Linked DNA regions of Homo sapiens: region 1 is linked to region 2. A link is an interaction called in ENCODE POLR2A ChIA-PET data of the cell type or tissue named here. Cell type or tissue: Caco-2. All regions are shown on one strand. Each heading gives the region's core, and the rest is flanking DNA. Links, peaks and the distances in the headings are about the cores only.

Region 1 (6,640 bases), core at 883-5,882, 200 kb after region 2:
AGCCTGCAGGGCCTGTGGGATGTGTCCTCCATCCGCCTCGCTGACCTCGTCCCATGCCACCTGCCCCTCCCTGCGTGCCAGCCGCAGTGGCCACCGCTGCTGCTGACACAGGCCAGCCACACACCCACCTCAGAGTCTTGGCCAAGCACTGGCCATTCCCTCTGCTCAGAATGCTCTTCCCAGGCACTTGGCGTAGTGGCTCCCTCCCTTCCCTCGGGTCTCTGCCCTGACCTCACCCAGCCTGCAGTGCCCTCTGTCCGGCTCTGTCAGACCCACGTGTTCTCTTTCATAGCTCCTCCCACCCTCTGGAACAGTCCCATCTCCCTTTGGCTTGTTTATTATCTGTCCCCTCCATGGGAACCTCGGTTCCTCAGAGGCGCAGGCTTTGCCTGTCTTGTTCATGCCTGTTGCCCCAGTGCCATCAATGGAGCCTGGCACTTGTGGATGCTGACTACTCGTTGGCTGAATGAATGAACCTCAGTTGCCTTATTTGTAAAATGGGAAGCATCACACTGATCTACTAACGTTGCTGTAAAGACGAAAGGCATGTTATTTGGGTCAAGACACCCAGCACTGTGCCTGACACATAGTAGGTACTTAGGAAGTGGTAAATAATGCGTGTGTCAGCCCAAGTGTGAATTACTGGCCTTGTTTAGACAAAGTGTACACGGCATAGCTCTATTTTTTGACATTGCCAGGATAGCCTGGTGCTCCCCAGCTCTAAAACTCAGGGTGATTGGTGGGGCAGAATAAGGTAAGGGCAGAAAAGAAAAGAGGAGGAAGTGAAAAGGAAGAAGCCCTTTGCAGTGTGGACTACTTTTCAGTAGAAACGTAGAAAGACATAGTTTACCTCAAGGCCTCGCTTTGTCCACTGGAAAGTTTAGAAATTCCTGCCAAGAACTTTTATTTATTTATTTATTTTTTAATTTTATTATTATTATTTTTAGATGAAGTTTTGCTCTTGTCACCCAGGCTAGAGTGCAATGGCATGATCTCGGCTCGCTGCAACCTCCGCCTCCCGGGTTCAAGCGATTCTCCTGCCTCAGCCTCCCGAGTAGCTGGGATTACAGGTGCATGCCACTGCACCTGCTCATTTTTATATTTTTAGTAGAGACAGGGTTTCACCATGTTGGCCAGGCTGGTGACCTCCTGACCTCAAATGATCTGCCCACCGCAGCCTTCCAAAGTGCTGGATTACAGGCGTGAGCCACCTTGCCTGGGCAACTGAGTGAGACTACATCTCAAAAAAAAAAAAAAAAAAAAAAAAAGATGGCACAAGATAAGGGGGGAGATAAGGAAGTGCAGTAGAGGAAAATGTAGGTGGAGACTTCCTTACACCATCGAGACCACACAAATGGGCATGTGTTTATAGAAAGGCCCAGTGGTGAGGATGGCAATGGTGGTGAGCACTCCCGAGCACAAAGGTGGATGCCCTTCAGCTGTAAGATCCCTTTTCCTTGAAGAATTCTCCACAGCAAGCTGGCTGGCCAGCCTTGACTTTTCTCTTCCTGAAGGGAGCCTGGTTCTCTACTGACTCAGCAGGGAATGTGTCCTTTAGTGCTACTTATTGATGTCAGGATATGAAAAACTTCCCCAACCTCAAATTTGGGACGTCCTTACCAGTGTTTCTCAAATTTCAATCACTCTAGGGCTACTGTCACAGTTTGTGCCACACCTACATCTACTCCTACTGTTATATGCTTTGTATTTTATTTAAATGGACTCACTTTTTAAAAAGCTTGCATAGATGAGTTTTAAAAGGCAAACAATTTACCTTCTCTCTAAAATGGAAGACCAGGATCACCTGCCATGAGTCCAAGGTACCTGTGAAAGTCAAAGCAGTGAGATGAAAGTTCTAGCACAGAGCTATTGCTGGTAGACAGTTCTGTGCCTGAAGCCGAGCCTTCTATTTATTTATACGCACATATATACATACATACGAACTCTCCCTCTGTCACCCAGGCTGGAGTGCAGTGGTGCAATCCCAGCTCACTGCAACCTCAGCCTCCCCATTAGCAGGGACTACAGGTAGCACACCATCACACCTGGCTAATTTTTGTATTTTTAGTAGAGGCAGGGTTTCGTCATATTGGCCAGGCTGCTGTCGAACTCCTGACCTCAAGTGATCCGCCCACCTCGGCCTCCCATAGTGCTGGGATTACAGGCGTGAGCCATCGTGCCTGGCCTAGTCTTCTTTTTACTAAAAAGTGAGATTATTAAGTGTAAAAAGACCTACTAGTACCAAATGAGATTTTTTTCTAAACTCGATTATGAGAATTGAAAGAAAAGTGGAAAAATAATCACTTCTTCTGTGGGTGATTTGTGTTATTTGCTGCCCAATCTGGGTTCCACCTAAAACCGTCTCAGGTACACCACTGCGCAGCCTCCCAGAACCACCCACCTCCTTCCTGACGGCCAGGAGACAAAGGACCCTTGGGCGCGATCAGCCGCACCTTCAGGCTGAGTGGCCAGGAGTCCTCCCGTGGCCCAGCCCACCTCTCTCTTTCAGGAATTCAAGTCAGCATTTTTGTTGGTCCGGATCTGAAGCCACTTCTTCCAGGCAGCTGCCCCTGATCTCTCAACTTCATAGCATTTTGGCTCTTTAAAAAAAAAGAAAGAAAAAAACCAAACGTGTGACTTTCTTTGAGGTGTTAGAATTATCCTCCTGGTATGTTGTTATTCTGACTTAATTCCGAGAGCAGGGCTTTGTCACACGGAGCTGGTACCTACTGTGTCACAGCACTGCATGTGGCTCAACAGGCCAGGGCTTTTAATCGCTTTTGACATCTACTCTCTGAAGAAATACATTTATATCACAACCCAGTGTACAATACATGAAAACTCAACATGGCCGGGCGCGGTGGCTCACGCCTGTAATCCCAGCACTTTGGGAGGCAGAGGCGGGCGGATCACTTGCGGTCAGGAGGTTGAGACTAGCGTGACCAACATGCTGAAACTTCTCTCTACTAGAAATACAAAAAAATTAGCTGGGCATGGTGGTGCATACTTGTAGTCCTAGCTACTCGAGAGGCTGAGGCAGGAGAATCGCTTGAACCCGGGAGGTGGAGGTTGTAGTGAGCTGAGATCACGCCACTGCACTCTAGCTTGGGCCACAGAGGGAAACTCCATCTCAAAACACAAACAAACAAACACCTCAACGGTTCTTCTCTTACTACACACAATGACAATAAATATTTTGTAGTCTTTTTTTTTTTTTTTTTTTTTTGGAGTCTTGCTCTGTCACCCAGCCCAGAGTGCAATGGCATGATCTCAGCTCACTGCAACCTCCACCTGCCTCCAGGGTTCAAACGATTCTCATGCCTCAGACTCAGTAGCTGGGATTACAGGCACGTACCACCACACCTGGCTGATTTTTGTATTTTCAGTAGAGACGGGGTTTCACCCTGTTGGCCAGGCTGGGTCTCAAACTCTTGGCCTCAAGTGATTACAGGCAAGAGAAGGATAAATACCACATTTAGGAGAGTATTTCTCCTGGGATGGGATGGAGATGGGTCAAAATGGAAAGTGCAGACAGAAGAGGAATATAGGGGCTGTCTTTTTTTTTTTAAATGCTGGTTGCAATCTACTACTTTGATTTTTTAACTCACTAGTCATCGTCATCTGCAGTTGGTAAAAACATTGTTGTAGAGGGTTAAAGCATGAACCATATTAACATGTCCCCCCCCCTTTTTTTTTGAGCACCTATTATATGCTGGGCACAGTGCTGAACACTGTCTCATTTTGTCCTAACCACGTTTTGCGTATCAGGCCACTGAGTCTCAGAGAGGGACATCACTTAAGCCCGGCTCACACAGCAAGTAAGAGCAAATTAAGATTCCAGCCTGGGTCAGCCTGACTTATTTTCATGTCCTTGAGGCCTTGGAGCAGTTCCCTTGTGTATCTGCTGCAAAGCCTTGCTCAACGCTCTTCCCAGAGGAAGTGATCAAATGAAGGAATCAAATATCAAATTGCTATAGAAAGAAATTCTTTTTTTTTTTTTTTTTTTTTTTGAGACAGTCTCACTCTGTCACCCAGGCTGGAGTGCAATGGCACGATCTCGGCTCACGGCACCCTCTACTTTCTGGGTTCAAGCAATTCTCTTGCCTCAGTTTCCCAAGTAGCTGGGATTACAGGCGCCCGCCACTATGCCTGGCTAATATTTTGTATTTTTAGTAGAGACTGGGTTTCACCATGTTGGCCAGGCTGGTCTCGAACTCTTGACCTCAGGTGATCCACCCGCCTTGGCCTCCCAAAGTGCTGGGATTATAGGCGTGAGCCACCGCACCTGGCCTATAGAAAGAAATTCTAAAACAGTCTCTTTAATATTAACATAAGCCAGTGCAAAGGGTTCCCAAATGTGGCTGATGACTTGGTTTTCTTTCTTTCTAAATGTTTAAGGAATTTTTAAATTGAGGTATTGCAGATTGTAAAGTGTTCTTATCTTAAGTATACAGCTCAATGGCTTTTTTACCTGATACCCCCATGTGGCCACCCCCAGATCAAGGTGCACACCACTTTCAGTACCCCAGAAAGCTCCTGCATATGCCTCTTCCCAGCCAGCACCCCCACCACGGGGTGACCTATCTCCTGACTTCCCTCCCCTTGCTTTAGTCTTGCCTGTTCTTCAGGTCACACACGTGGAATCATATGATCTGATCTGTGTGTGTTGGACTTCTTTCATCCCATGTCCCATCTGTGGGATTCATTCATGTGGTCGGATCAGTGCTTCATTCTTTTTTATTGTTATAGTACCTGATTGGGGTACTTTTGAGCTTATTTTTTATTTCATAGACTATTTTGGACATATAGAATCATATAGAATCACACCCACCTCCCATCCTGAGAAGCAAACCTTAAGCCCCTATATTCCTCTTCTGTCTGCACTTTCCATTTTGACCCATCTCCATCCCATCCCAGGAGAAATACTCTCCTAAATGTGGTATTTATCCTTCCCATGCAAGTTGGTAAATTTGTACTACCTATGTACAATTTCTTAACAGATCCTTTGAGTGAGTATAAACTCTCTTTTTCTTATTTGGTATTGCCGAGTCCAATTAAATTTTAATTTAAATGTTCCAAGTGTTTCTGGGATTCAGAACCTCAGCTCCATGCTCTAGAGGTCAAGACAGTTGGAGCAAAGTCCAGAAGGAAAGGCCAACTGGGGAGAGGCAGGAGGAGAGCAGAGTGGGGAGAGAAGCGGAGGGAGGTGGGTGTGGGAGGGAGATGCTCACAGCCCTCAGCAGCCATGATCTGGTGGGGGCCCCTGCCGCTGCCCTGGTTTTTCTCTCATCTTGGACCTATGGGGAATGCACCGTGCCCCTCTTTCTGGCCTAATTTCCTGTGTCCACTGGTGCCACCTCTTTGCAGAGGCAGCCTTCAGAGGGATTTGTGGGGGAGAAGGAGCTTCTCCTTTGGGAAGAAAATGCTTGTGGTCCTCCATGTACCCTACACCCTGCAGCTGCGTCACAGGGGAAGCACTCCCCCATGGGGGCCAGGCGCTGTGCTAAGCCTTTTCCCTGTACTAACATGTGAACCCCCTCTGAGCAAGCCAGCGAAGTGAGCACTATTTGACAGCCTGAGAAACTGAAGCACAGGGCAGTGAAGTGAATTCCCCGAGGCCACAGCTAGCAAGTGGCAGAGCTGGGACTTGAACCCAGAAAGGGCAGCTCCAGGCTCACCACCTGTATACTCTCCAGTCTATTGTCTAGTGGAGGCACGGGCGGCCCAGGGGCCTTCCCCGATGCTTATCTCATTCTGTAACTCTGCATTCTCAGTGGAGGTTTTCTTGACTCTAGCTCCAGGCAGGCAGAGACTGCCTTTGTTTGGCTCCCATTTTTATCATTAGCAGAGCAGGTGCTAGTGATATTTGCAGAACAGGTGCTGAATGAATGCATGAAAAAATGCATGAATGTGGAAATGAAAGGGGATGCAGATGGAGATGATGCAGATGGAGATGATGATGCAGATGGAGATGATGCAGATGGAGATGATGCAGATGGAGAGCAGTGGCCATGCAGAGTCTTTGCAGACCTTGGCTTGGCTTCAGGCTGTGGGGGCTCTGCAAGCCAAGGGTTTGAGTTCCACCTCCAGTGCTTGCCAGCAATGCCACCTTGGGTGACCTTTATCGTGCTACCTGGAAAGTGGGGATGCTGGCAGCCCCTCCCTCCTGGCATCACTGACACTGCATGGTCAGGGTGTGATCCCTTTGGGTACAGGCGGGGGTGGTGGACCTCCCAGGTGGGCAGGTCCAGTTTGGATGAAAGGCCAAGGACGATTCATAGGAGAGCACAGGAGTCCTTGCTTAGCCCCAGCAATTCCACAGAACCTGCTGTGAACTGCTGGCTGCTGCCCGTAACTTTTCCCTGTCCCTATTTCCACTCCTTGGAGGCCGCAAGAACAACTGCTGGCTGGCCTTGGCCACTGCCTCAGTGTTCCAGCCTCTGCCGTCATTTGACACCAAGAAGACAGCCAGGCAGGCCTTGGCTCACTGCAGAGGTGTTACTCCACCCCCGAGTCCTAGCCGCCCCCTGTCCTCTGGGTCCTGGCTGGGCTGGGCAGGAGGGCACTCACCTCTCCCTTCTCTCTCTGCCCTAGCATGAACCAGCAGAGGGGCTCTCAATCCTGGTGCTGGGCAGTGGGT
Region 2 (6,640 bases), core at 913-5,912:
AGAGCCCCTTCCCCGCGGCCTTCGCTTTTAGCTCCTCGAGTTTCTTCTGCTCCTCTTTTTGTTTCTGCTTGAAAGCCTTATCTTCCTCGTCCATCTCCTTGGCCTACTTCTTGGGCTGTTTCAGTGGCTTCTTCTTGCCACCTTCGCGGCCGGACATGGCGCCTGCCGCCGCTTCCCCAGAAGTTAAGTTTAAAAGTAGAAGGCAAAGAATTGAACACACTGACATATTAATTCTTTGAAAATAAATTTAAAACTCCTAACAACCGCCATGTCCTCATCTTTAGGATGGGGATAATGACAGTCCCTCCCTCCCTCATGGGGCTGCGATGATGAATAAATAGGAGATTCTAGGTGAAGTCCAAATCCAGCACAAGCTGGGAACTCTGTTAAGTGGCCATTACCTTTTTTCCTTGGAGGCAAGGGATCTGTGCTCCCAAAATTGATCTGTGCAGTAGGACCAAATAGTCCTGCTATAGACTATTTGAGTCAGTCCCTCACGTCCCCATGATGGATGACTGGTTGGCTAGGGAAGCAATTCTGCATGATAACCAACAGCATGCATGGGCTTTGGATTCAGACCTGAGTCGAATCCTCACCGTGCTGTTTATCTGCCTCATGAACTTGTGCCAGCCCCTTACCCTCTCTGGGCCTAATGTCCCTATATGTGAAATGGGCTCACAGGGCTATAGAGAGGACCAGTGAACCAAGGACTGTCAGATCGCCAGAACTTAGGACACATGGGATGGAGATTCTAATCAGGGCTCCTGTGGGTGGAGGATTACCCAGGTGCCGAGGCAAGAGACTGAAGGCACAAACTGTTTCAGTATAATAAAGAAAATGGTTAGAATAAGAATAGTCATAATACAAATTAGATATAGAGATGATCATGGACAATTATCAATCATTATTATAAACATTATTAATCATTAGCTTTTAATATTACTCTTTGTTGCATTACTAATATAACCTAGGAATAACCGGTGGGTATAGGGTCAGGTGCTGAAGGGACATTGGGAGAAGTGACCTAGAAGGCAAGAGGTGAGTCTTCTGTCACGCCCGCATAAGGGTTGCTTGAGGGCTCCTTGGTCAAGTGGTAACGCCGGTGTCTGGGAAGGCACCTGTTACTTAGCCGACCACGAAAGGGAGTCTCCTTTCCTTGGAGGAGTCAGGGCACACTCTGCTCCACCAGCTTCTTGTGGAAGGCTGGATATTATCCAGGCCTGCCCGCAGTCATCCGGAGGCCTAAACCCCTCCCTGTGGTGCTGTGCTTCAATGGGCACACTCCTCGTCCACTTTCATGTTCCTCCCATACTCCTGGTTCCTCTTTGAAGTTCGTAGTAGATAGTGGTAGAAGGAATAGGGAAAATCTTAAAGTGTTTGATCTTTCTTATAAGTGCATAGAAGAAAACGCTGACATATGCTGCCTTCTCTGTCTGCTTCAGCTACCTAAGAGGGAAGGGCCCCCTGTCCAGTGATCACGTGACTTGCTTCACCTTGTCAATCACTTAGAAGATTCACCCTCCTTACCCTGCCCCCTTGTCTTGTATGCAATAAATATCAGTGCACCCAGCCTTTCGGGGCCACTTACCGGTCTCCACGTCTTGGTGGTAGTGGTCCCCCGGGCCCAGCTGTTTTCTCTTTATCTCTTTGTCTTGTGTCTTATTTATTACAATCTCTCGTCTCCGCACACAGGGAGAACACCCGCTAAGCTCCGTAGGGCTGGACCCTACAGGCTCCAGAGCATGCCTTCCAAGCACGTAGCCCTTTACCTCTTGGGGAAGGGAGCAGAAGTCCATGCGGGCTTCCTGCAGGCATCCTCAGTCCACACTTACCTGCTCTCATGAGGCTTTCAGGCGTTTGGGGGAAGCCCTGCGTGGTGAGTGAGGGGGAGAGAGAAGAGAAGGCTGCATCTCCAGAGAAGGACGAGACACGCATCAGAGTCACTTCCTGGGGGGCCTCAGAGCCGAGTGTGGCTGGGAAGATGACATTAGCTGACCTACCTTGTGTCAGGCACTGTGTTGACCTCCTTCCCTGCAGGGATGACTTCTGCACTTTGCCGTCAGGAGCCATAGCATCTTTGTCATAGCCTTGGGAGCCAGGCTGGTATGAGTTCAAACACCCATGCCACAATTCCTGGTCATGGGCAGCTCACCCAATCTCTCAGAGCCGCCCTCCTCCCTGGGAGGGGGTCTGGTAGCCATCACCTCCTCCATCACCGTCAGGAGGTTCCTGCAAGGTCCTATGGGTGGGGGGCCATTGTCCCCTGGGAGGTCTGCCTCTCCCATCAGGCCCTACCCCCAATTCTTTTTCAGGCCTCAGGGACACTCAGCCCTGGGGCTCCGTCCCCCTGCTGTAATCAGTCACTTTCTTCCTTTTGTAGATGCTTTGCTTATTGTTCGTCCCCAAGTTCCGCCAAACTGTGGCCTCTGAGGAGCTCAAAACAAGCTGATTGATGACATCCACCACCACCCCTGCCCGCCCCCCCCCCCCCAAAGCTTCCTTCCTGAGACCAAGCCAGGGTATTGCTCACCCTCTGTGCCAGAAGGTGGATTAAGCTACTTATACGTAGTCTAGCTTTTTTCTTGTAGGTCAGGATGTAAGTGAGAGACCTTGGGACCAGCAAACATTTTGCCCAGCTGTTGGGGTGTGAAGAACATTTCTTCAGTCCAGGAGCAAGAACAGTGTTGCTCCAGGGGAACTTGGGCCAGTGGGTCTATTGTGCCAAAAATGCTGACCTTCAGGCCCCGCAGGTGCTCTCCTGGGGCTGAAGTTGGGAGCAGCCAGGCTTCTGGGCACCACCCAGGCTGGGGGAGTGGCTGTCCTCAAGGCAAAGAGAAGGAGAAACGGTAGGCCTGGCAACCTCAGCCAGCTTATCACTGGGCAGCTGCCAGGGGCTGCCAGGAGGAGAAGCAGGCGCTGAGGGGCAGGACCATGTCAGCCGTTGGAAGAGACATTCAAAACCTGGACTGTTTTCTTACTCCTGCCACGCTGGGTCACTTTGACTGGCATGGAAGAAAGGAAGGCCCAGGGTTTCAATCTCATTTTTCAGAGAGGTGGATCCACAGGAGTTTTTCTTCCCTGATCCCAACCCTTCAGCAGCCCCCAGAACCTTCTGGAGGACTTTAACCTCCCCTGCATGGCCTTTAAGACCCTTTGTGATACTGCCCCTGACTCCCACTCCACCCTCCCCTCTCCCTTCTGGCCTGTACTCCTCACAGTTCCCCAGTGCTCTCAGCTGATTCTCATCTCCAGGCCTTTGCTGGTGCTGTTCCCTCTGCCTGAAACACACTTCCCCATCCTTTGTCATCCTCCCAGCCCTGCTTCCTCAGTCTGCAAAGCAGCTCCCCTGAGAAGCTGTCGCCACTGCCCCAGCCCTCCCTGGCCACCACCCTGTGCAGTCATGGGGTCTGCTTATGTCCATCCTTGCAGCTGGTCTCAGCTCGAGGGGGCGGGGACAGTGTGTGACTTGTCAGTGCATGTACCCGGCAGCCAGCGCGGGCCCTGGCCCAGAGCAGATGCTCTGTAAATGTCAGATGAAGGAGGAAGTGATGTACTCGAGAAGGAATGAGGGCACATTCCCCCCACCTCTCACTGCAGTGGGGCCCTAGCCCTGGGAGCCGGCGCCTCTGAAGTTGGAGTTTCCTGGGTCCCTTTATCAAGAAGAGACCACAGTCAGGGGGCCCGGCAGAGGGTCGGAGTCAGCTTGGGAATCCCAGCCCTGGCTGAGCATGCTTTGAGGGGGCGTCGGGATGACCTCACCCCCTGGGAACTCTCGCATCAGAGCCCACTCAAGCTGAGAGGTCTGCCACTTAGGCCTGGATGGAGTGAGCTTTTCTCCCCACAAGCAGCATTGCGACCTCTGGCCTCTCTGGGATGTCCTTGCAGCTGTTGACGGGGTTTTGTTTGCAAAGCAAAGGGAGCAGAGTGGCAGTTACCAGCGCGGGCTGGCCCTTTTCCCTTGGGGATGCTGGCCAACCAGGCCTCTGAAAAAGGGAACAAAGTCCAGTAAGCTGGTGTCTGTCTCCTGAGTGCCTGTCACTGCCCCATTTGGCAGAGGTGAGGAAGGGTTGGTTATGTTTTTTCTTTTCTCTTTATTTTTTTTGAGATGTAGTCTCCCTCTGTCGCCCAGGCTGGAGTGCAGTGGTGCGATCTCAGCACACTGCAACCTCCGCCTCCTGGGTTCAAGTGATTCTCCTGCCTCAGCCTCCAAGTAGCTGGGATTACAGATGCCCGCCACTACACCCGACTAATGTTTGTATTTTTAGCAAAGGCAGGGTTTCACCATGTTGGTCTCGAACTCCTGACCTCAGGTGATCTGTCCACCTCGGCCTTACAAAGTGCCGAGATTACAGGCGTGAGCCACCGTGCCCAGCCTGGTTATGTTTTTTTCCAGCCCACTTTTAAACCCACCAATGGAAAATGGAACTTTGTTGGCAAAGGTGACTGATATCTTGGCCCCTCTGGATATGGCGGGAAGCCTTGCTAAATACCAGCCTTGCCTTTTCCTCTCTCTAGAGCACAGCCTGCCCCCCTCACCCCAACACACATGAGCACCATGTTGCTTCCTACTGCCAACAGTGCTGGTTTACATTTTGGACTGGGGCAAATGTCATTTGAACCAGAGATTTCTCACTCAAGGTCTACAGTCCAAGGACGCATGTTATAAAGGTCCAGGTCCAGGAAGCCCCTGAAGTTGAATATCAGATTGTGCATGGAGTCTGGGTATGTTTCTGGGGGGAAACCCTGAAGTTGAATATCAGATTGTGCATGGAGTCTGGGTATGTTTCTGGCGGGGAAGCCTCTATAGATTTTATTGCTTCTAACAAGGTCCATGAACCATTCCCCACGCCCCGCCAACCCAAAAGTTATGGCAGCTGCCTTGAAGAAGGGGTGGGGTGGAAGAAAGGGCATGAGCCTGGTCCTCTCAGACCCTCAGTTTCCTCATCTGGGAAATCAAGGTGGTAAAACCCACTCTGCAGAGTTTTCCTGAAGATTAAACCCAATAAACCAAGACATGTACCCACTACATAGCAGAGGCCCAGTGAAACTCCAGTGTAATCCTCATGTTCAAAGGAAGAGGCAGAATAGACGATTCTCCCATTTGGCAATTCCCTTTCCTGGTGGAGAGGAATCTGCTGAAAACCTCAGCCAGCATGCCATCTGCGGAACTCCAGCAGGCTGGAAGCCGGCGTCTCGGGGCCAGAGTATCGGGAGCTGTTGCTTCCTGCCATCCTCCTGACGGTAACTGCCATTTCCTTGGGCTCTTTTTAGATCAAAGGAAGGGCTAGGCTGGAGAGATGAGTGGGGACCATTCAGGGGATGGCACAAGGCGCATTTAGGACGCCTGCTGGCATAGTTTAAAAATAGGCTTCTGTCCTTGGACACCAAGGGGAAGCAACCCCAGGGTTTTCAAGAGGCCTCTGCTGGCCAAGGTTATGAGCCCTACACGGGAGAAAAATGTTTCAGAACGTATTTTCCCAGCTGCCACAGGTAGGTATCTCTGACCCAGGAATAAACCTTTCCTAGTCAAAGGAACTAAATAAGGTGGTTAAAGGAGGAGATCAAGTGTTTAATGAGCACCTACTACATGCCACACACTGTGTGTCTGATGAGTTTGCTTTGTGTCATCCTCACAACAACCTTGCAGGGTAGAGATGATTTTTCCTACTTTTCTAGGTTGTTGGGGGCTGGGGCAGGGGGAACAGAGAAGTTAAGTACGGACCTCAAGATCACACGGACCGCAAGATCACACAGCTAATAAATAAGCAAAACCAGAATTTAAACCCAGGTCTGACTCCAAGCCTGTGCTCTTTTTAACCACCTCTCAAACTGTGATGTAGAAATAAAAAGCATGAAAGAGATGGAGGTGAGGGGCTTACCCAGTGGTTGGACTTGTTATTTCCCATGGGGAAGGGAAGGGAATAGCTGTTTATTTAACATCTACTATGTGCCAGGACTTCTGCCGGGATTTTTCTATGCTCTCATTGCCCCTGCCAGCAGCCTGAGACAGGGGTCTAAGGTCACGTGCCATTTAGACATGACAAAACTGCAGTTCTGGGAGGTACAGTGACTTGCTCAAGGCTCTCAGACAAATCAGTAGCAAAGCACAGGCTTTCATCCAGAGCCCATGAAGTAAATCTCAGAGCCACCCAGGAAGCAGTTCTTATGTTGACCGGCCTTCCAGAAAGACTTGCCAAGGCTGGGCAGTGGTGACCCTGACAGCCAGAGTTCCCTCCTCCCTAACCACCCACAGACACTCATCACCCACCCTCCAAATCTCTGCCATGCATTTCGAGTCTGGGCACTGTTTCCTTGACTAACTGCTGGAAAGACACTGCCCTCTAGTCTTGGTGGGGCTGGAGCAGCCTGTGATTAACCATGGGGGTTAGGCTGGGCATGGTGGCTCATGCCTGTAATCCCAGTACTTTGGGAAGCTGAGGTGGGTGGATTGCTTGAGCCCAGGAGTTCGAGACCAGCCCCAGCAACCCTGACTCTACAAATAATAATAATAGCCGGGTGTGGTGGCACACACCTGTCGTCCTAGCTACTTGGGAGGCTGAGGTGGGAGAATCACTTGAGCCCGGGAGTTTGAGGCTGCAGTGAGCTGTGATCATGCCACTGTACTCAGCCTGGGAGACAG

What was found. ChIA-PET counts read pairs that join two places held together with the same protein. Peaks named below come from ENCODE experiments on the same cell type or tissue, not always from the same donor. Only the 100,000 strongest peaks of a DNase experiment are listed, where the experiment ranks them.
Region 1: POLR2A ChIA-PET joins it to region 2 with 13 read pairs; 2 of 35 experiments call an interaction of 5 or more read pairs at or near these places.

Annotation. Positions count from the first base shown.
Region 1 is chr5:172,861,065-172,867,704 of GRCh38, forward strand. All of the region lies in intron 1 of ERGIC1 (endoplasmic reticulum-golgi intermediate compartment 1), which reads left to right. Among named protein-coding and RNA genes, the nearest start is that of ERGIC1, 30 kb to the left of the region's middle. RefSeq lists an enhancer at 1,952-2,453. In Caco-2, for the core only: no CTCF peak of the experiment used is centred there; no DNase peak of the experiment used is centred there.
Region 2 is chr5:172,656,557-172,663,196 of GRCh38, forward strand. The region is part of intron 1 of NEURL1B (neuralized E3 ubiquitin protein ligase 1B); the gene reads left to right. MIR5003 (microRNA 5003) reads left to right here and starts at 5,609; the gene lies at 5,609-5,707. It also overlaps the pseudogene LOC100130394. RefSeq lists enhancers at 2,259-3,253, 3,549-3,638. In Caco-2, for the core only: no CTCF peak of the experiment used is centred there; DNase peaks (open chromatin) are centred at 3,575 and 3,845.